Regions from separate parts of the Homo sapiens genome. Here all the other regions are linked to region 2. A link is a loop called in an ENCODE intact Hi-C map of the cell type or tissue named here. Cell type or tissue: endothelial cell of umbilical vein. All regions are shown on one strand.

What was found. Hi-C counts contacts between places; a loop is a spot of excess contacts. Peaks named below come from ENCODE experiments on the same cell type or tissue, not always from the same donor. Only the 100,000 strongest peaks of a DNase experiment are listed, where the experiment ranks them.
Region 1: a loop joins it to region 2, with 6 times the contacts of the local background. A loop is called at or near these places in 5 of 110 quality-filtered maps.
Region 3: a loop joins it to region 2, with 4 times the contacts of the local background. A loop is called at or near these places in 5 of 110 quality-filtered maps.

What each region holds. Positions count from the first base shown.
Region 1 is chr3:31,162,878-31,170,877 of GRCh38, reverse strand. No RefSeq gene overlaps it. Among named protein-coding and RNA genes, the nearest start is that of MIR466, 5.1 kb to the right of the region's middle. In endothelial cell of umbilical vein, no CTCF peak of the experiment used is centred here; DNase peaks (open chromatin) are centred at 4,157, 4,277 and 5,397; H3K27ac peaks cover 2,068 bases.
Region 2 is chr3:31,261,433-31,269,432 of GRCh38, reverse strand. It overlaps the pseudogene H3P11. Among named protein-coding and RNA genes, the nearest start is that of MIR466, 100 kb to the right of the region's middle. In endothelial cell of umbilical vein, no CTCF peak of the experiment used is centred here; a DNase peak (open chromatin) is centred at 3,602; H3K27ac peaks cover 1,789 bases.
Region 3 is chr3:31,210,034-31,218,033 of GRCh38, reverse strand. No RefSeq gene overlaps it. Among named protein-coding and RNA genes, the nearest start is that of MIR466, 52 kb to the right of the region's middle. RefSeq lists an enhancer at 4,687-5,886. In endothelial cell of umbilical vein, no CTCF peak of the experiment used is centred here; a DNase peak (open chromatin) is centred at 3,823.

The DNA.
Region 1 (8,000 bases), 99 kb after region 2:
AACAAATCCCTATTATTTAAGCTATTTTCAGGAAGGTGCTCTCTCACTTAGAAGCAGGAGGGCTATTTGGCTTATATGTGCTAGGCTAGCAATGTGTTGTTTACAGCCAGCAACCACTTTGAAGACTCAGTCACGTGTTTTAATTGCCCAGTGCCAGTGCTGTGCCATTTAAAAAATATTTCAAATATCACCCCATTTCTAGAAGTATCTAACTGATAAACCTCCTATCCAGTCTTTTTGCGGCTAGCCCCTTCTATTCCCTAATTTATCTACTGAGTAATGACTGACCCAGGAATCTTCCTAGAACATCTTTTTCATCATATCACTCTATTTTGGAGAGCCCATAGTTTAAAGATGAAATTTCTCAACCTGACCTTCAAGGTCTTCCCCATTCTGGCCCCAACCTACCTGTCTACTCTTCTTACACTCATACATAAACTTTTACTGCTACTACTAATAATACCACCTACTATTTATTGAATGCATGCTCTATCCCATATACTGTGATAAGTGGTTTACATGCATCTCCCCATATAATTTGCAGAATAATCCCAAAGTATAGATAGGAACATCAAAACCATTTTATAGAAGAGGAATCTGAGGTTTCCGAAAGTCATATGTGAACAGGAAGCAGATTCCAGGCCTTCCTAAATAGAACAAGCACATTATAATTTATTATATAATGTATTCCCATGTGGACTCTATACTTCTAAAGGGCATATGCATGTATTTTAAAATTTGGCCAGTGCATTGTACAGTTCTTGCATGCATGGTAAATGTCTGAAAAAGTATTTGCTGAATAAATGTTCCCCAAGCTCCATATGGGAGACTGTCTGACACCATGACTTTTCCTTTTGAATCTCTCTCTGCCCATGTCTTCTTCCATGACACCACTTTGTGGTAAAGGAGAAAATTATCCCAAGACTGATAAGAAAAATAATATAAATCAAAATTAACTGATTTAAATATTCATTGAGGGCATGTGGAGAAAAGGGGAGTTTCATGCATTGCTCGTAAAAATATGAGGTGTTTCTGCCTTTTCAAAAAGCAATATGGTAGTTTCCATTAAGACTACAAAATATATATTTCCTTGGACCCAACAATTACCAATTGTAGAAATCTATCCTGCAGAAACACAAACACTGATACATAAAACATATGCAAAAATGTGTTTTTGCTACATTGTGGCAAAAAATGGAAGATATATGGATGTTCATCAATAGTGAGATAGCGGAATAAATTATGGTATATACTTATACCATGAAATCTTATGTAGACATTAAAAAAGACAAATTAGAGCTATTCAAGATGATTTTGAAGAATTAGCACAAGGTACTGTTTTCAATAAATGCTAGAGGCAAAAAAGAATGTGTAATATAATCTTTTTTATAAAGTAAATAATGACAAAGAAGTGGTGTGCATCTGTGTGTATGTACATGCATGTGTGCGTAAATTATATAAATAAGGAGGAAAGCATGAAAGACAAAAAAAAAAGTTGTTAGCATAAGTTACTTGGGAAAGAGGGTAGGGCCAGCTAGAGTGCCACTTTGGAGATAGGGTGAAGCAAACTATTGAGATAAAGGAGAAAATGACACTGCAGTTAAAAAAAAAAAAATCAAAGTTATGCATGTAGGCAAAATCAGGTATATGTGTGAGTATATGTGTAAATATACTAAATTAGAAGTAATAAAATAGGTGACAACAAACACTTATTTTAACCCCAATATATTCTGCAAACACATTCCGACATTGTACCTATGAATAGAGAGATCACATCCTACTCTTAAGATTTTATTTACCCCCATAGAAAGGTCCTGTTTTCCCCAGTCTTGGTCTTGTGATCGCACCCATCCTCCAGTCTTTCTTTGAAGAACTTGAACAGGTTTGGTAAGGATCATTTTGCTCTCAATAGGTTGGATGCCTTCCTATGTTTTGTTTAGTAAGATGTTGCTTACTTAGGCAGTCAGGTATATGGAAACAATTAACCTGAATTTTTTTTTCTTTCTGGTTTTCATGTTTCAGCTTCAGCCAGCCTAGGTTACCTTTAGTCACTTTGAGAATTTCACACACATTCACATTCCTGAGTTAGATACTTACATTGAGATTTTTGCTTTGAATACAGCAAAGCCAACATGCCCTAGGAAAATTCTCCTAAAGGATACATTCCCCTAAAGGAAAAAAGAATGAAAGATACAGATACAAACTCATTTTTTCAGAAAAACTAAATAACAGCAAAACCCCAAACTGCAAAACTGGCGGAAGTGCTATAAAAAGCGGTGGAACCCAAGCAAAGGGGTACGCATGAAGCAGAGAGAAACACCATGGCCAGAGAGCTTAGAGATGGCCAGAAACAAGTCACCCATGAAAAGCGAAAGCACACACTCAGGTGAAAAATATCTAAATCCCAGTGGTTGCTGGAACTCCCCAGACCTGTATTCCTTTCAAGAAACAAAGGAGATGAGGTTAAATGAATTACACAGGTAAGCCACATCTGCAGGAAGCAAGGTGTTTACATGGCAGTGGAGGAGACACAAGTCCTTACATTGCAAAAAACCCTATAGTTGTCTATCTCCATTAGATGGGGAGAAGGAAAGGGTAAACACACATAAATACACACACACACACACAGCAAACAATATTCAAGTACACCTGTAACAAGAAATCTACACAATAATTGTTGCAAAAAATACCCATCAACTTCAATGGTGAGTAATGAAACATGTAGAGTACAGGATCAGTGTAAGAAACCAGAAAGAGTGATGAGAAGCAATAGTAAACAGTGGCCGAGAAAGATACGTGTTTAGAAAAAAAATATTACTATCAAAAAGATAATAATCGCAACCATTTTTCCATTATGACTAAATAAACCTAACAATCCCATCACCTTTGTGGAGCTAGAACAAAAAGCAGAAATGTAAGAGCTCAAAATAAAGATAGTGCCTTAGTCAGTTTGGGCTGCTAAAACAGAATACCATAGACGGAATGACTAAACAACAGAAATTTACTTCTCATACTTCTGGAGGCCGGGAAGTCTAAGATCAAGGCATCAGCTGATCTGACATCTGGTGAAGGCACTCATCTTGATTTGGAAATGACCATTTTCTCTGTGTTTCCTCACATAATAGAGAGGAGAAGAAACATTATCTCTCTCCTGTCTCTTCTAAAAGACACTAATCCCATTCATGAGGGCTTCACCCTGATGACCTAATTACCTCCTAAAGTTCCCACTCCCAAATACTGTCACATAGAGTATTTAGGCTTCAGCATATGAATTTTGGAGGGACACAAATGTTCAGTCCACAGCAGGTAGTAAGAATACAAGAAGAAACCAAACATGACCTTAGCAAAAAACATGAAAGAGCATATTAAATAGTAACTATTAAAATATTACATAACCATTACAAAGGTGTCTATTAAATAAAATAAAATAATTGACTAAAAGTGGATAGTAGAGGTGAAGGAGGAAGGAAGGAGAAAGAGAAAATGTATTAAATTCATCATTTATAGTAAGAAATTAATAGGTAGTGTATAAGTTGCAGTTATAAAGATAACTGCTAGCACAAAAATACATATGGTACTAAAGATGAGAAGAAACACAAAATATAAAGCAAAAGATGACACGTTAAAGAAGTTTTGAAGCTAGAAAAAGAAAGCATAATATAAAATAGGATGATAAAAGTACTTGTCATATCCGTACTCATAAATGGGCTAAAATCTCCTGTGGAAAGAAAAAGCCTTTCATATTGGGATCACTACAACATATCCTAACAAGTCTCCTGGACCTCAGAGATAATGAAAGAATCACCTGGGGAGTCACCTATTAGGGGAAAAAATCAGCTGGATACAGATTTTCCCCAGCAACAGTCAGTGCTAAAAGACTGGAGTAACAGCTACAAAACCCTCGAGGAACTAAATAAGATTCAAAGATTTGATACTGGGACAAAAGTTGTTCAAGGCTAAATTCAACAGATCAGAACAGAAAACCACACAGAAATTGTTTTTCCTGTAAGCCTTTCTTGAGATGTCTACCAGAACAAGGGTTTGCAAACTATGGCCCTTGGGCCAAATCCAGCTCACTGCCTGATTTTAAAATAAAGTTTTATTGGAATGCAGCCACACTCATCATTTACATATTGTCTTTGGCTGCTTTCCTGACACAATAGCGAGTTGAGTAGTTGTAACAGAGACCTTATGGCCTGCCCAGCCATATATATACATATACAATCTAGCCCTTTATAGAAAAAAAAATGTTGACCCCTGAAGAAGACTGTAAGTTCTTTAAGGGTAGGAGGTCTATTTCAGTTTTCCTTATATGCTTAGCACTTATAACATATAAGAAATGCTCAATAAATATTTGCCAAATGAGTAAGTACCTTAGTTCTCATTCTTTCACCTTGAGCTCACTCACCCCATCTGCTTCCTGAATCGCCGTTCTTTTTCTTCATTCCCTGAATAGACCCTTGGTAATAGGAATACAGGAAAGTAAATAACTTTTCAGTAAAAGACTGCAAGAAGCCACAAAGAGTTAACACGCTGGCCAAACACTCAGCAGACTAACAGTGAGTTAGTCTGTGCAGAATTGCATTGCATTCTCTGAATTTCTTACAGCTTCAAATACTGCTAAGAATATCTTACATTTGTGCAATGATCTACAGATAACAATTTACTTGCTCTCTTGTCCTTTCTCTGCCTGACTTCCATTAAAATTTGTTCTGTTCTCTTATAAAAAAAAGTTTGAAGGGAAGAACGGCTATACTTAATAGGCATAGAAATTAAACTACAGGATTGCTTGTTAAATCAATCCTATTTCTCTCTCCTCAAAGCTTTTTTTGTCCCTTTTCCTACCCCTCCCCTTTTATTCATGCTAGGTTAGCTTAGACACTTGAGAAGCTTCTGAGCACCGGGGAAAATGGACATCAACCAGAACACCTCCGTTTTCCAAGAGGCAGTAAATTGATGGTTGAGAATGGAGGCTCTAGAGTCAAAGCTCAATTTTAAGTCCTCGCTTTGTCTCTTATTAGCTGTGTGGCTTTGGTTGTGTTATTTAACTCTTCTATGCCTCAGCAACCTTATCTGTGAAACGCATATCGTAATAGCACCTACTTCATAGTGTTGTGGGAAAATTAAATGTTTTAGTGTAGAATAAAGCACTTATAAAAGTACTTGGCACATAGTAAGCATTCACGAGTGTCAGCTAATGTTATTGTTGCTGTCATCATCCTTCACTCTCTGCTGTTAAGGGAACAATTAGCCAGGGACTGGTTTACTCAGTGGTATCTGCAGCAGAGCTATGAGGAGAGTGTGGATAAGAGCGCTTGGACGTGCGTGGCTCTCAGGCTCCTAGAATGAAGTGTTTTCTTTCCTTTGATCTCTGCAGGGTAGTGACTGCTCTACGGGCCTCAATAGCTTCACGTGATGTTGATTTCTGTATCTTGTTGGTTATGGCCAGTGTTTCTTCAGGAATTCCACTTTTAGTTGATTATTCAGTGAAGCTGGTAAATATGATTCCCTGCAGCTCCAGGAAGAAGTAATTTCTGGTTTTTGTTATTTTTGGAAAACTTCTTTGTATGCCTCATTGCTGGTTAAATAGACAAGACTTCTGCTTGCTAGATTTCATGAATTTGGGGCTTTCTAGAAAGCAATACATTATGCTGCTTTAAATATTAAGTGTCCTCAGGATGGGGAACATCACACCCTGGGGCCTGTCGTGGGGTGGGGGGAGGGGGGAGGGATAGCATTAGGAGATATACCTAATGTAAATGAAGAGTTAATGGGTGCAGCACACCAACGTGGCACATGTATACATACGTAACAAACCTGCACGTCGTGCACATGTACTCTAGAACTTATAGTAATAAATAAATAAATATTAAGTGTCTTAAAGAATTACTTTAAACTGATTGCCATGAATAGGATTCACTTTATTTCAGAGTCGAAGAAAGCAGTTCATGTTATAACATGCGGTGTCTGAACGCACAAATCAGGTATTCATCTGATTTTGGCCACTCTAGGACTATAAATAAAACCGTCAGTTCATCAGGTTCCAATTTTCTATCTATAGTCATTCTCAGATTTTTTTTTTTTAATCCTGGGATGTTCTTGGGACAATAAAAAAGATTAGCTAAGAGTGACCAAATCCGCACCCTAAATTTAGTACTATGTTACACTGACTACATACTGTATGAGCTTTAAAGCACTGTAACAACTCACAACAAAAGTTATGTAGTAAATTCTGATATAACCTTGAAGTCTCCACCCTAAGGAGGGAGTGCTGACTTTCAGACACTGAGCCCAAGCAAGTGGCCTTTACACTGGTTTAGTCTGGTTTCTTTCTTGCACGGTCCAGGTTTTGCTAACTTTCCTCAGAGAATCCTGAGCCTGCTTTGCTGGCATGTGTTTCCTTTTGTCCCAGTTTTTGTTACTAGTTACCACAAATTCTTAGGCTTTGTGATATACTTCCCTTATATTCCCTTTTAGCACAGCTCCCATAATGTATCTCTGGAAGGTTAAGTCTGGCAAAACTGGCCTTTACTACTTTACTAATTATATATATATATATGAATGGCCCTCATCTGTTTCCTTGGGGTGGGCTATTTTTCTTTTAAGAAAATGAAGATGATTTCCTCTATGTTTTTTGCAAAAATTCATTATGACGGTAGGAGTGAATATGATCATGGAGATAATGATGTTGATGTTAACAATGACTGCACTTCCTACTACCATGCCATCCTCACAACAACCCCTATAGAGAGATTTTTATATTATTTAATATTTAGTTATAATTTATTCATATAAATTATTTGCAAATATAATAATTTATTGAGAATATTATTTGTATATTCCTTTTACAGACAGGAAAATTGAGGCTAAGAGAAGTTAATTAACTTGCCCAAGATTACATCATTAACACATTTTTGAGCTGGAATTGAAACCCAAGTCCAACTGTCTGTGGAGTCCCAGGTTTTAACCACTAAGATAATAAAAATATAAACATTTACAAATGTAATTTTAAATTAGGAGATCAGATGTGCAAATCTAAAGATTGGGTCATGGACTAATTAGGAATCATAATTGTGTGGAAGTAGCTACCGGCTGGAAAGAACTCTAAGGATTCATTTTGTCCACACCCTGAACCCACTCTCCTCTACTGGGCCATGAATTCTTTTAACGACTACTTAGAATTTTTAAATATTTGTACCATTCAAGGATTTTTATAGTCTTCAAATATCTTTTGTTTTCCATTCTGTTTTTCATAATGAAAAACAAAAACTCAGACCTTAATTTTCATTTAACTAAGTTAAGGTGTATTATCTGAGGTTCCTCAGACAACAGTAAGAGATAATAGACAGGAATTAATGACCCCATTCTTGCATTAGTAGCAAGTAGCATTTTAAACTCTTTGGTTGGTTTCTAGGATGTTGGTTTTACATGTGAAACTTGGATGAATGAGCAATAAAAAGAGAATACTTGAAATGTGTATTTCCTGGCTTCTGTGTTGTCGACATTTGGAATGGTGGTTTATTTCCCACAACCCAATTTTAATATATGTTTTATTCCGTGCATCATTTTGTAAACATAGTAGAGGCCCACCACATGGCAATTTGATTGGCATGGTTGAATCTAGTGCTCGTGTCCTGAGGCTTCTGAGCTAGTGTGGAGGGAGGAGTCCTTTGTAACATGTCTCTGATCAAATTATGCTTTCTCTTTAATTTGTTTACAACTCAACAGCACCTTGGAAGCAGCTAGGTAATTTAGATGGCAGGCATAATTTCATATTTCTTAGGTTTATATTCAGGGCCAACTAAAATAAGGCCTTTATTTCCTCTAATTCATTGTAAAATAAGGAGGTCTTGGGTGGGTGTGGTGGCTCATGCCTGTAATCCCAGCACTTTGGGAGGCTGAGGCGGGTGGATCACGAGGTCAGGAGTTCAAGATCAGCCTGGCCAAGATGTTGAAACCCCATCTCTACTAAAAATATAACAATTAGCCGGGTGTGGTGG
Region 2 (8,000 bases):
CTACAGGCGCCCGCCTCATAGTGGACTCTTAATTACGTTCTCCACGTGCTAGCTGGATGCCTTTTGGTCTAATTGTTACACATTTGGCATGGACAGCACACAGAATGGTGCCTTCAAAAAGGCAACCAGATAGGCCTCACTTGGCTCCTGCAAAGCACCAGTAGCCGTGCTCTGGAAGCGCAGATCCTTTTGAAGTTGAGAGTAATTTCTCGCATCAAAACCTGGAAAGAGAGCTTGTGAATGAGAAGTTCAGTGGACTTCTGATAACGCCTAATTTCATGGAGTGCCACAGCACCAGGCCTGTAGCCATGAGGTTTCTTCACTCCTCAGTAGAGGGCACACCATTGTGGGCAGCTTTTGCAGCCAGCTGCTTCCGGTGCTTTACCACTGGTGGATTTGGAGGCAGTGTGCTTTGTAGGAGTTACGATATGAACACGTTGTTATCTTCCCCCTTCTCCTTCCTCTGCAACTTGGCAAGCTAGAGGCAATGTTGGGTGGTATGGTGGCAGCTGCAAACATTCCTGTGCCCCTTTCTCTTGATGTTTAATCTCTTGGATCATTGAATTGGAAGTTAGAAAACCTGGGTCTTACATTATTTTAGTCACTACGTCTCTACGTGATCTTGGTGGCATCCTCAATCCCTTCTGTGTGATCTTGGCAACCCCTCAAGCTCTTCCATATGCGACCTTGGACAGATTCTCTGTGCAACCTTGGAGAGTCCTCCCAAGTTCTGTGAGTCTGAGCTTCTTCATCTGAAAACAAGTGGGTTCTACCATGCGGGTCCTTCCAGCTCCAGAATCTTATGGCTCTGTAGCTTGGTGATGCAGTGGATTTCACGAAGCCACATTTGGCCTGTTGTACTGCATAATCTGGCACACCTACTCCACCCAGACCCCAAAATCCTTCTCAGAAGCTGGAGTAGTGAACTCTTCCTTGCCTCAGAAGGCTGTTCTAGAGTTAATGAATTAATATCAGCATCGCTTTGAACTCTCCATTGTTGGAGAAGGATGTTATAAAGATAAACTATTGCTTATTATTATTTTTAGACATTGCCTGAAGGGAGATCAGACAGCACCATCAGCAGCAGGCCTGCAGCAATCTACTTAAACTGGAGCTTTCTTCCTCAAACAGCCTGCTCCTTGATTTGAAATCATAGGAGCACACGAGGGAAGAATGGTTCTGCAGCTCAGGGTGACAGAAGAATAGAAAATAAGTGGTCTTTCCAGAATATTTATGGGTCACTTTATGTTTCCCAGTGCGTACAGGGAGGCATGTTGCAAAAAAGACATGTTTAAATCAATACTTGGGATATTTTTTGCAGGGCTCACAGTGATTTAGGTTTTTAAAATATATGTAATGCCATATTTCTAACACACTGGGAGACAGAATCCACTCGGTTCTTTTATCCAGGATGGTAAATCACAGAGCTGTTATAGAGATGTGAAGTGGGCATTAAGTAAAACACAAGTAGGCAGAGATGAACCCTTCTGAAGTGTCATTATCTATTTCAGTTTTTAAAATGAAATTGGGTTTTCCTGTTTAGCCTGAAGTATGGTTTCCCATCTCTAGATATACAAGCTCTTCACAGTGGGTGGGGAGGGGAATGGTGTATGTATATATGAGGGAGTGAATAGGAATTGAGGGCGGGGAAGGACTGGAGAGAAGAAAAGCCCCTTTCTTATACAGTGTGAAGTTAAAAATAAAGTTGGCTTGTGTAGAGAAGTTATAGGTTCTAGGGGGTGAGGATGGGGCAAGATTACACAGAGGCGGTTAGTTAACTGAGCTTAGGAAAACTGAAGAAAATCTGCCTGTTGGGAATGCAATTAATAGGTGCAGATGACTGATGGGGCCACACATTACATGTACAGAGGAAACACAAAGGAATGGGAGTGTGTAGATCTGATTTCAAGTACAGGTTTGCTAACAACCAACCATGAGTTGGACCAATTTACTTAACTCTCTCATTTTAGATTTTTCCCTCAATAAAATGAGAAGATGCACACACAAAAGATAAATAAAGTTGGCTTGTGACAAGCTGCATCAAACTTGTTTCAAAAATCTTCATTAGGTACCTAACAAAAAAGAAAATCCAAATAGCCAATACAATTGTGACAAGGTGCCTAACATTATCAGTCATCGGAAAAATACAAATTTAAACCACAAAGAGATACCGCTACACATCCATTAGAGAGCTCAAATTAAAAGGAGTAACAATACCAAATCTTGGTGAGGATATAAAGTAGACCTCTCAGACATTGCTGGTAGGTGTGCCCATTGGTAAAACTGCTTGTACCAATGAAAGCATTTGGAGGTATACTAAAGCTGCACATGTGCCTATTCTATGGCTTAGCACTTCCATTCTTTATATCCACTTGAAGACATGTATAAGACTGTTCATATCACCATTATTCATAATAGCCAAAACAGGAAAACAACTCAAATATCTATTAACATATAATGGATAAACAAATTGAGGTAAATTTACACATTACACATCAACAAGAAAAAACAAATTATTGCTATACACAGTTTGGATGAATCTCACAAATATAATGTTGAGCAAATTAAACCATATTCAAGGGAGCATTTATTTTACGGTTTCATTATATGAAGTTCAAACAAGCAAAAGTAATCAATGGTGATAGAAATAAGACCAGTGGTTACTTTTAGGAATAGTGTTGATTAGGAGGGGCCTGGGAGAACCTTAAGGAATGCTAGAGATGATCTATGTTTCAACTTAAGTGGTAGTTGCACATGTATAAACATATGTAAAACTTTACTGAGATTTACATTTCAGATTTGTGCTTATTAATATGTCAATTAAATATGTCAGTCAAAAACGAAAAAAAGTTAAACCCCATTTGGCTCTAAATTACTGTGAATTAGACCCTACTAGTGTTTTCTGGGGAAAGGAGACTTGCCTGTGTCTTTCCATTACATTGTGAGCTCCTTGAGGGACGGTAGGGACTATTTAATTTTATTGCTGAATCCACAATGTCTAGGGGCACTACATGTCTGTTCATTAACTTTACTAAATGTTTAGGACCTGGTGAGCACCCAGATTGAGGTGAAGTTAATGACATTTGACATATTTCTTCCTTTTACAAAATGAGTAGTTTTTATTTCTCAAGTCGTGTTCCTTCTTACGGCCTTTAGAAAAGGGTGGAGCTGCTCAATGGACTCTTCCTCTTATAAATAGTAAAGAGGAACTAAGGATTAACACTACCCTTCCACTGGAGGCAGTGTATTATGTCAGAAGAATATGGGCTTTAGAATCAAACAAATTAGGGGCAGACTCCTAGCCCCACCACTCCCAGCTTTGTCTAAAATGAGTTTAATGATATTTATATGACAGGGTTATGATATGCGTTAAATTTCTAATTTTGAGAAAGCAGTTGGTATAATGTGCCTAGCATGTAGTAGGTGCTTAGTTAATACTAATCTTGTCATTCTTTTGTTGTCTTATTTTCCAGAATCAGATTTGAGATGCTAGCCTGCAAAAATGTCACTTCCTGGCATTTTTGCCACGTAGTCTAACATCTCAAATCTGATTATGGAAAATAATACCAGGAAGTGATATTTTGTTTTTATTGTTGAGTCATAGCAACCTCCCAATTTCAGAGCGGACACTTCCACTGTAGCTATTGTATCTAGCTTTAAGTTCAGTGGACACTTCCACTCTGAAATTCTGCTCATTATCTTGCCTGCATAAGACAGAAAACAATTCCCAATTGTCCTGTGAGAATTACCAAAACTCTTAACAGAGGACAAAGAATCCCTTCAAGGTAATGATGAGGGTAAGGAAGTCTGACAGTAAAATTATTTCTATATCTCTTCATGTATTTCCTCAGAGCTTTTATATCTGCCCACTTTAAAAGTTACTCCAAATCATTTACTGGACACTTTGGGGGCAGTGCATTAACTAAAATCAAGTGCATAGAACATGTTCCAAATCCATCAAGATGAAAAGATATAAATCTACACCTGTGCCAGCTGAGCTTCAAAATCCTTTCCCCATGATTTCCTCATATCTCCCCAAAGATCAATGGTAAGTTGTTAAAATGAAATCAGATAGAAGGAATGGGCTCCTAGTTTTAATTCGAGGGGAAAAGGAAACGTTAAACCATATGTAATTATGAGGTCAATTGCCCTGAGTTTGGACGTTTTTATAATACTAATGAAGGTTAAAGAGGCTGGGTTATGGAGATTCAAGAAAATGAGAATCTCACGTTAATGGTTCTTGGGGACTACTCAGTTTTGCTCAGGCCCAGAAGTAGAAGAATAAAATAAGATGTGACAACCTGTGAAGGTTGTTGAGCAATGTAATGTTCTTAACTTGTATAGTCTTAACTCCTGTCAAATTTTTTTCTTAGCCAACAATTGCATAGACAAATATTTTCTAAACTCTTCCTTATGGAAAATGTGCCCTACCTGTTTCTGTGAAACCAGCATCCCATGCACAAGGAAGTTTGGGCATCCCAGCACACCTTGTCTACTTCTTGGAGATTTAGATTTACAAACATGCAATAAAGAAATTTTCTTTGTTGCTAAATCAGCGTTTCTCTGAATGATTTGAATCCCAGAGTCCTATTTTAAGAGTAATGGCCCACGGAATACAGTGTGGAAAATGTTGACATATACAGGCTGTCAGTGACTGAAACCTAAAACTAAAAGTATCCTTCCTCGCAAATGTCAGTATTATACTTGGTTTTCCAGAGCTTTTTAGAATCTGTTCAATTAAGATTGTAAACTAGTACAATTTACACTCAATATGTTATCTCTAGAACTTAAAGTCTATCATCAATTCCATATGAAACTTACTATATTTTCTCTATTTATTTTAATAAAGCCTAATATCCTAAATTCAATTATGTAAAAAAAAGTAAGGTTGAAATTTGCAATCTTATGTTCACTGAAAGTATTCTCTTATTAGCATAGGTTCCTATGCCTATTTCATATGTTTAGGTCCAGGTCGGTGTACACGTGTCTTTTCCAGAGTATATAATTCTTTTTGTTCTGATTTCTCATATGGTCTCTTCCACTGTGGATGGCCCAACATAGTAACAAGATTATGGCTTTAGAGTGGGACTGATGGTTTGAATTCAAGCTCTAAGCCAAGTTACTCCAACCCTCTTGGCCTCAATGCTCCCATTTTTAAAGTCTGGGTACTAAAATTTACCTTGCACAGTTGTAAGGATTCAATGAGATTTTCTCTGTCTCTCTGTCAGTTTGACATCATTCTCCATGGCACACAATTGTTGAATACATGTTGGTTCCACTCCCTTCTGTAGTTGGAGTTGATGACCTTTTAAATGTGTCTGTTCCTTTCATTTTAATGATCTAATACCACACAAACACACACTGAATCAACGTTTGCTTTTGCTAAAAACAGCCATTACTGAGTACATATTGCTTGATATGTAACTGACAAAGAGTAGCTTAGATTTGTTTTCTGCCCTTAGTATTTTTTATAATTTTGTGGCTATAACTTACAAAAGTCATCTTGGTCCTAAAATTGTAGGTCACTATTAAATGTCATGCTTATCTACTTCAAGTTGCCTTATAATTGTCACCTGTGGCTATTGTTTTCTCCATCTCCTATGCTGACGATGCAAATGGTGGAGCTTGTTTCAATTTTCTGAGGTAAAAATGAAAATTTGAGGAAGGAGCATAGTCGTCACACTTAAAATTACAAGCTGCCACTTGAAGGGACAATACTGATGCCCACTGGGGGTTTGTTCTTTCCCAGTCATCTCTTCAGGGGACAGACCCAGACTGTAGCCAAGGCTTGGTTACCAAGTAAATTGATTTAAAATAAGTTTTCAATAATGAATTAAAATTTGACTGAGTTATTTGCCTGCTTTTTAAATTGGGGAAGACTAAAATGCATGCATGTTCTATAGAACATCTGACTCAAAACTTTGAAGACTAGGGAAAAGTGAAGTGTGTGTGTATGTGTGTTTGAGACATGAGGAAGAATGAATGTATATGTGAGTATATGTGTTTTTACACATTGAGAAAGACAGGAAAATTTATTTAGGGTGAAATGTGAGTTTACTAGTTTGGCTTAAAACATTATTGGACAATAAATAAAGGCTTTCAAACTCTTCCAATTTTCCAGTTAGGGTCTGTCTTTCAGAAGGCAGGGAAATGCCATGATTTTTCAAAATTGGAATCTCTATGGTAGGAATTTGTTAATATATGACATTTTCTTCAGAAATATCCAATGTTGACAGTATAAATCTAGTCTTAGATAAAGGTTTTGTTTTGTTTTCTTCTAGACCAGCACCTAATGTTCTATTGTGTACTCTGAAGATTATAGCTGCTATTATTTTCTAAGCTGGCTACTTTCATACCCAAGAACCTGCCATCCAAGAAGACCTGGACATTTGCAGTACTTACCTATTGAGAAATTATCAATAGAGTTGATTTTTATTTTTATTGAAATTTTTATTTCAATAGCTTTAGGGGTAAAAGTGGCTTCTGGTTACATGGATGAATTGTTAGTGGTGAAGTCTGGGTGATAGAGTTTTCTTAAAATTTACTTTGTAATTATCATGTCTTCAGGGATGAAGAAAGGAAAGCAAATATTGTATGAACTGTAAGAACTGTTACAGGAAAGCCACCCTGAATGGATCACTCTTGACTTGATTATAAGAATATATTTGTCAATGTAGGAGAAAATCTTAGTGGCTGAGGAAACTACATATTATAAGAAAGGTGGTGTACAATAATATACAATAAATTGTAAACTTCAAATTTAAACTCAACCTTTAAAAAAATATTGATCGGTATAGTAACAGCAGCAGCAGCAGCAGCACCCTCATCCATCAACAACTCTGTTGTGCAGCTGCACAGTCACATGTTGGTCTAAAACTCTTACAGCTTAAAAAAGACCCAGAACTCGTTGGAGGTTATTTGATTCCACATTACTTAGATCAGGGTTTTTCAACCTCAGCACTGTCATTTGAGGTGAGGACATTTGAGGCCCAACATCAGTTTGCACGGTAGGATGCTTGGCAACATTCCTAAACTCTACCTACTAGATGCTGGTTGCAACTCCCCACCCCTAATCTGCTTTCTTTCAGTTGTGACAACCAAACATGTTTCCAGACATTGCCAAGTGTCTTTTTGGGAAAAAACCCAGCATTTTTTTGAAAACCACTGTTTTAGAGCAAGAGAAAATAAGAATAACCCTAGAACATTCTGTGGTTACCAAGAAACAAGAATACTTCTAAGAACGTTGGAGAAAGTGATAAAAGTTGGTGATTCAAGAGGGCATAAAATGTTATGATTTTCACCAATTATAGTGATAATAATAATAATAGCCAATAGAAGCTAGTCGGATTTGTTAAAAGTCATGACAATGGTGATGGTTAAAAAGGAAAAAGTATACAAAAACGAAAGTATAATACAAAAGAAGGATGAATATAAGTGTATGTTTAATTTTTATTGATTTTAATAAGTAGGAAAAGATGAATATAAATGGACGTTTTATATACTCAGTTAAGCAAGATTTACTTAGGATATAGGTACCTAATTTTTTTCTTTATAAATAAGAAGAAATTAACAAAGCATGTCAGTAAGCCAAAAAGGAATGAAAAAAGTAGTGTTGACATTGAAAACAGGAAAGATTCATTGGTGTTAATGGTTTCATATGCTAACCAAGCAGAGGGGCTCAGTAGTTAATTAAAAAAAAGTCATAAACATTAACTGTATAAGAAGAGGGCCTAACAATATGTTACAAAATTATAAATTGGCTAAATAGCCTGAAAAGGAGAGTTGACTACAAACCGACTAATTTGTCAGGTGAAGAAACTTCTTTCTGACCCTACTAATTTTAATACTTTTAAATTTTAATAAAATACTAATAAAATGAGTGGTTTAAGCTCATCTATTAACCTCTTAATTTGTTATTGAGTATACAAATTCTAGTTCCATTTATTTCTTTAAAGTTTCCAATTTTCTACTCAAATTCTCCAGCTTATTTGAATTTCGAA
Region 3 (8,000 bases), 51 kb after region 2:
TCTGACAGATGAGTTGGCTGTACATTTTATTTGATCCAAACAGAAAGTACAGCACATATGGGCTTTATCTTCACCATTTCTTGCCCACACAGCATGGTCATTTCTTTGGTCAGCAGTTTCAGGCCACCACCTGTAGTCTAGACATAAAACAAGGTAGAGCCACATATAGTCTTTGCATTAACATCAACAAACGAATAATTTATTGATTTGCTAATTGTTCCTCCTTGTTGTGTACAGGTATCATTAGGAAAAACAAATACATTTAGGCTTCAGTGACTAAAAGTTCCTGCTTTGGTTATTGAATTCACTGAGACTGGTTTTTAAATTTTGAGATTAAGATGAGTGTCTAGGCCCGCAGCGAGTGAGCAAATTAACTGATTTGTTCTTGGAGAGAGAAAAGAGGTTGCTTAAAATGGCAAAGAATGGGGGTATGAGTGGCAGGGAGATGCAGCTATAATGAATCAGGAAGCAGTGGATTAGGATTCAGAAAATCTGGTTTTGCTATTATTTGCTATATAGCTGTAACCTACGCATATTACTTTTTTAAATCCCTAAAGTGAGAATAATATCTATCTTATATGGCATGTTTTAGACTCTTAATGCAAACCCTGAGACAAGAATTTTGAGTGAAGTTTCTTTATTTTGGATGTGATCCAAGGAAGCATAGTGAGGTAATTGATGAGCAAGTGAGAGCTATGGGTAACTGGGGGTCAATACCATGAGGATGCTGTATTGTTATCTACCGCTATGTAACAAGTTGACCCAAAATTTCGTGGTTTAAAATAACAAGTATTTACTGCATTCATATTTTTTTACATCTGGAATTTGGAGCGGCTTGTCCAGGCGGTACTGGCTCAGGACTGATCTCACATGAAATTATATATAGCCAAGACATTAGTCAAAGCTGCAATAATCTAAAGGGATGAGTGGGGTTGGATCATCTATTTCCAAGGTGGCTCAGCCATGTAGCTTGTGAACTGGTGATGGTTGTTGGCAGGACCTACGTTCCTATCTGCATCAACTTCTCCACAAGTTGCTAGAGTGTTCCCATGACATGGAAGCTGGCTTTTCCCAGTAGAAGTGATGCCAAAGAGAAGTCGCCTTCTTATGACTTAGGTTTGGTCATAAGTGATGCTATGATGACATAGCATCACTATCATCTTCTGGTCATTCAAAGTGAGTCACTTAGTATAGCCCACATTCAAGGGAAGAAAACTCAGTCTCTATCTCTTGAAGAGAGAAGGTTTGAATAATTTGTTAACATGTTTTAGAACTACCACACACCCTGTGTGGTACACACTTCAGAATTTTCCTTTTCCCTGAGAGTGAAAGGAACTGAGTTATTGATTGGTTGAAGATACTGGGTGGTGTGCTGCAGGCAAAAGTGAGTGAAATTGAGAGAGAGAGAGAGAGAGAGAGAGAGAGAGAGAGAGAGAGAGAGAGAGAGAGAGAGATGTTCTCCTGTTCGGAAGGAAATATAGGAGGTTAAGAGATACTCTCTGAGGTCCTAGGGTTGCTGAAGAGCACTGTTGATAAGCTGTACTGACACAGACTGATTCCTGTCCACAAGAAGAACCAGTGGTGCCCAGGCCAGTTGAGAAATCTGAGCTCAGTTTAAGCCTAACTCTTACTTAACAATCTCCATTTATCATGACTGGAAGAACGTGCCTTTTCTTACCGTTGTATTCTTCAGCTGAAAATGGGATTGAGGATTTTGTTCTATTTCCTAAGACCCCCTTGCTTGCACTAGCAGATTATTTCCAAATGCCATATAAATGAGAGGTATTTATAAACATATACACATACACTTACATCCACAAAGACAAATTGCACCCCTCTCTGCTTTGCTATTTCTGGTGCTAACCTTCATTTATAATGCCATATTTATGTAATTACAGTGCTGCAGCGGTGGATCATGATTTCAAAATACAATCATAATCACCATCAGAAGAAATGCGAGAGAAGATGAAAAACAAATGCAAAGCAATTAAAAAAGGATGAGTTTTCCTACTGAATGAGTGAATGTGTTTTCCCATTGCCTCCTCCTACACTTGGGCCTTGGGATGCTCTGCCCCTAGCCATGTGTATGTGTGTGGGGGTGTGCATGCACGTGTGTGTGTGCGTGTGTGTGTGCTTACATTTTTGCCCTTATTATGAATCTGGGCCTGGGATTAGAGCATGAATACTCACTGAAGTGGCTTATTACTTGGAGAATACCATCCTTCTGCTTGATTGGATTTTTCTGTTTAAGCATCTATGGTTTTAGTGGTCAGAGGGTCCTGGCCACAAAGTTTATTTTATGACCCATGTACCACCCTTCACATCTCCTCTTATAAGGACACTTTTAGTACATGACTTCCACAGTAGTGCAGTAGTATTTTTTTAAGTTTTTCTATGCTTGAAAAATAATTTTCCACTTCCAGAATTTACCTGCCCCTCCATCCTTGCTTTCCCAATCCCTGCTCCTTCCATTATCCTTTTGCAACACCCCTCCACCTCCATCACTGACCGAGATGCCTGAAAATTCAATAACATCCTATTATCTCTGCTGGGCAACTTGCCAGCTAGAAGCTCAGAGGACTGGTCACTTTGTTTTGGGGACACTGCCTTTCTTGCTTGTTGCATTCTTGCAAACCTGTGGAAACACTGAATCCCTTTGCACTGCCTGGAAAGTCATTCTTTGTATTGATTCTTTTTTCTTTTTTCCATTTCTGGCTTGGGGTACAATGAAGGCACAATATATTTCGCCAAATCTTAAAACCTTAAAGCAATTTGTGCATCCAATTTTGGGGCTGCCTTTTTCTTCCAGAAAGTTCCCTGAGGCTATCTCATATAAAATCTTACTTTGAATAACATATTTGGACACATTGATGAAAACATTCCTTTAGTGCATTGCCAGTTGCCAGATTGGAGAAAAAGACTTCAGGAGAAAAGGAGGGAATATTTTAAATTTGCTTTTGACTGTGGCTTCAAGGAGTAATAATCACCCATTACTTTGGATCAGAATCTTCCAATGACTCAAGAGCACATATTTTTATCATTTGCTTTCTGTACTCTCATCCTCTTTATCCCATGTTACTCTGTTCCTGTGAGAGTTGGGGGGCAAGGAAAAAATGTAAGGAAGGGGTAGAGGTGAGAGAATTTAAATGGGAAGTCTGATTCCTTTTTATTTTTTCATAAAGTGCCACACATGCAAGTCCATGAGTATCTCAACAAATCTGTCCCCCACATCCAATGCATCTTTTGTACTGACAAGGAGAGGGGGTTGGAAATGTCATCTGTAGCCAGCTTATATCCTGTCAGTGTTAAGGTTTTATTCTTGTGACTTTATAGTTCTCAAACTCTTTTTAAGGGTCACTGGAGGGTGATCTTTTGTTTAAGAGATGGGTTAGGGGAGGGAGTGGGTTTGTGTGTGCCTCTTGGTCTATAATAATTATGGCTGACATCGAACTTAGAAAATAGGTTAATTTCAAGAAATTCTTTTAATTTCTTAATTAAATAAGAAACAACAACCATTAGTTTATTTTAAAATAAACGTTAACGATTAAATACGAATTTTTAATGTAGATCCCTTTTACTGATTTAGGGCAAAGAGACCTTCTTTCACTAGGAGTTGTTTCCTCTAACTCAGTTCACCTCCTATTGTATCTCATCTCTGGCTTCTGAAATCTTACTCCTATTTTAATGGCTGGCTCAGGATTTCCTGTCTACTGTTTCTTCCATCGCTGATAGAGTTTCCCTTCATCTGCAGCGACCACACATACTCTAATTAACTGCCCAGGATTGCTATGTTAGAGGAATGGGGTGGAATCTAGCAAAGTGTAGCAAATTATTTTTATCTCCTACTCCCTGTTAAGCAGCAGTTGTTATTCTATTATCTGTGTTTTGAATCTAGCTGTTTGATCCTCAAAGTCTAAAAGTAGCTTCTGTGCAGTTTTATGGTGGTATGGCTGTTACTTGCTGCTATAAATTCCTCTGGTTGAGCCACATCCGCTTGCCACATCCTGAAAATACACTCAACTATATTTTCCCATGCACACCTATATATTGTGGCGGCCTGTAGTGACATTGCTTTTTTTTTTTTTTTTTTTTTTTTGAGATGGAGTTTCGCTCTTGTCACCCATGCTGGAGTGCAGTGGCATGATCTCGGCTCACTGCAACCTCAGCCTCTCAGGTTCAAGCTATTCTCCTGCCTCAGCCTCCTGAGTAGTTGGGATTACAGGTGTGCCACCACGCCTGTCTATTATTTTTGTATTTTTGGTAGAGATGGGGTTTTGCCATGTTGGCCAGGCTGGTCTTGAACTCCTGACCTCAGGTGATCCACCTGCCTCGGCCTCCCAAAGTGCTGGGTTTACAGGCGTGAGTCACTGCACCTGGCCAACATTACCTCTATACACATTTATTTTTCCCTTCCTCACAAACCCGCCAGTTCTGAATCAACAGCAAGTACAACATTGCCATTTCTCGCACACCATGCTGACCTTGTTGTTTCTTATTTAGCTAATGATGTGTTACAGTTGGCATTTCACTGGGAGGTTTGCAAGAGTCAGTCTCTCTTTTTCTAGTGCTACAATTAGATTCAACAAGAGAGAAGAGTGCTGTGATGGGAAAACTTTACATTCTCAGACATTATTTCCATCTGGGCATTTTGAAAAGATGAAGAGCAGGCTTGTCATTATGTCTCCATCTGATAATGTGGTTAATGTATCCTTCATAAAGCTCAGCTTAAATAGGGAAAAACAAGGGAATTGCAATGGTGCATTTCCATGACTTCTGATGGCAACACTCTAATTCTTCTGCCTTGTTGTCTTTAAGCAAAGAAGGGAGGAGATGGGAAGAGGAAAAAGAGATAATGTAAAAGGTAGGCAAAGGGAATGGCTTGGATGTGCTCATACCTGAGGCAGGAACAGGTTGAGGTTAGTACAGTGCTATCGAGTTTCTTATGTTACCTTCCTTCTGCTCTTGCTATTGACTTTGCTTTCTCCTAATTCTGGCTTGCTCGTGATTCCTCATGGCTTCTAAAGGTATTTCATGGCCTTCTTTGATGTACACTGTCATCGTCTTCTCTTACTCATTTCCTGTTTCAAATATCTGAGGAAGAGAATCTGACTGGCATAACTTTTTTTTTTTTTTTTTGACAAAGTCTTGCTCTGTCACCAGGCTGGATTGCAGTGGCAAGATCTTAGCTCACTCCAACCTCCGCCTCTTGGGTTCAAGCGATTCTCGTGCCTCAGCTTCCCAAGTAGTTGGGATTACAGGCACATGCCACCACACCCAGGTCATTTTTATATTTTCAGTAGAGACGGGGTTTCACCGTGTTGGCCAGGATGATCTCATCTCCTGACCTCATGATCCGCCCGCCTAGGCCTCCCAAAGTGCTGGGATTACAGGCATGAGCCACAGCACCCGGCCATAACTTGTCTTTTTACCTGTGGCCACTCCAGAGGTCATGGAGAGGCTATGGTTTGGCTGCTCTTGCTTTAGATTTGCACCCCTGACTGAGACCAGAATGGCCAGGCTGCATGGTATAAAACATATCCTCCTGGGGCTACATGTTCTGCAGAGGCTGTGGGTAGGCACATTCTGGGGTATGGTAGGTGGCAGCCATTATCACCTCAGGTTCTCCAACACAGCAGACACAAGCTATTCATGCTTGTAATTAATTTTGTACCCTACATGAACATAAGGCAAAAGAGCCCACAAACAAAGGGATCTAGCAAATGGCAATTGTAGGATGCTCGTTGTTGATACATTTGGTTCAAAACGAAAGGCCTCTGTGTTAAAATCCACAGCAGGAAACAACAACAACTACAAACAAAAAATCCTCAAGAGTGGTTTTACTAATGAAAACATAGATAAACAATCATTTATGCCCTCAGAGAATGAATAAAAGATCAAAGTTGGAATAACAGAACACAGAGACTTTTTTTCCCCTTTTTCTGCTTCAGCAAAAATCACCCAAGGACTGAAAAGTTCACTATTCTATTGCTTCTTGTATATGAATGCAAATGTATATAGGCCAAAATTCAGGTGGGGTTTTTTCCTGCCCCTTGAGATCTACGTAAATTTGCCTTTAACTCTCAAATTCCATGGTCCACAGAGCTTTACCTCCAAGATTTCTGCTACTTTCTAGAATGGGAATGCCAGTAGATGAGTCAGTGTGTCCTGTTGGCTTTCTATACCACTTGGGTTCAGCTACCTCGAGTGTGCCTTTGTTCTGTAATTTGTCCATTCTAGTAGGAAACTGCCATTTTGCGGAGGGTTTCGCCCTCTCCCACAGTCCTGTTTCTCACCTGTCTCTTCCAGGTTTCTCTAGATGGCTAAAGGTCTTCCATTTCTATTTCTTCTCTTTTGCAGAGCAACTCAACTCTCCCTCCAGATTTATTCTCCTTAGTTTTAACTCCTTAGCCCTCAAAAAACCTAAACAGAATTGAGGGACTTCCATTCAGTCTCTATGCTTATAAGGAGGCAGTAGGCATTATATAGTAACTCGCACATAGATAGCAAATAAGCTATATAGTACTTTATAAAAGCCCCCACCAAAATGTGAGATTAGAACCATTATCTCACTGCTGTCAATGAGAAGACTTGAGTACTGAAGTTAAGTGAAGAACTTGGGATCACTACGTAACTAGTGTGGCAGGTTAAATGCCAATGTGAAAGTTACGTTAGGTTCCAGTAGATTCAAGGAATGCCATAGGTTTCATATACTTGTATTTCAACAAGACTTTGTATCAATTTGTCAACACATCTTTGGTGGAACTAGTGGATCTATGTTTCTGGACAATTGGGTGGATCTGTTTCTGGCTGAACGGCCATCACCAGAAAGTGCTTATTAGTGAATTACTATCAAATGAGAAAAAGTTAGAATGGATTTTTGGCACTTTGTGGCATCCGAGTACTCATGACCTCTCGTGACAGTGCCCTGAATTCATCTGGGGCAGGAAGTGCAGGTGGAATCCTTCTATTACAGCTGCTAAGGCATCTCATTGGCCAGATCCTTCTTCTTACTGCCCTGGTACAGCCAGGAGTCAGTCATGAGACCTGAGCTCAGCAAAGAAGACCTTTCTCTGGGCTCTGCAAATCTTGAACAGAGTGACACAGACAAAGAGATGATGATTAGAGCTTATTTATTCCAGAGCCAGCCTCTTAGGCTAGACTGTCTGATGTACCTGATTTTGGTTCTATCTGGTTATGTTGTTCCCAGGCATGGTTCCTTGGCTTTCTTTTGATTTCTTAGAATGTGTTTTTGTTAACTGTAATCAAAGGACCTAAATGAGAACAGATTTCTCTAGTGGTACGTCAAATTCTGTCCATGACTCTCTGTCTTGTCTGCCATTACTTTTCAATATCTGAGATTAAAATGTGGATTATATCAGGGACTGGAATGATTACAACAAATTGGAATGATGGATAAAAACAGGCAAAATATGACTAATAAAGATGATTGCAGATTGGCATTTTAGATGCTAAAATCTAACTGCACGCGCTGAGTTAGGTAAGTGGTAGAAGCTTATGTTAACTGCAATAATAGCAATAACTCCCGTTTAAGGTATACAGTGCAACAAATCCCACAGATTGGGAAATTGAGGCTGGAGATGACTCAGCTAACATCTGGTGGTAGTAGAATTCAAACACAAGTTCTGGGTTTTTCCCTAAGGCTATAGGTAGTAGCCAAAGCTGCAATCATAGAAGATTTAGCCAGAGACCAGAACCAGCAAGGGCAGTTCTGGGGTCCAAAGGCTGTGGTGAACTCAGGTATGAGCCAGGGGGCGTTGTAATCCAGGGGCTGAGGCAAAGCAACCTGCAGGGGAAAATTAAAATCAAAGTGGTGTTTTATGTACTGCCAAATACGACACAGCAAATATGTAAATTCTCCCTGAATCCATCTGTAAGTTTAATGCAAATCTTATCAAAATCCCAGTATGATTTTTCCTTTTTCAATTTTTAAAATTATGGTAAGATACACATAGCATAAAATTTACCATCCTAATATTTTA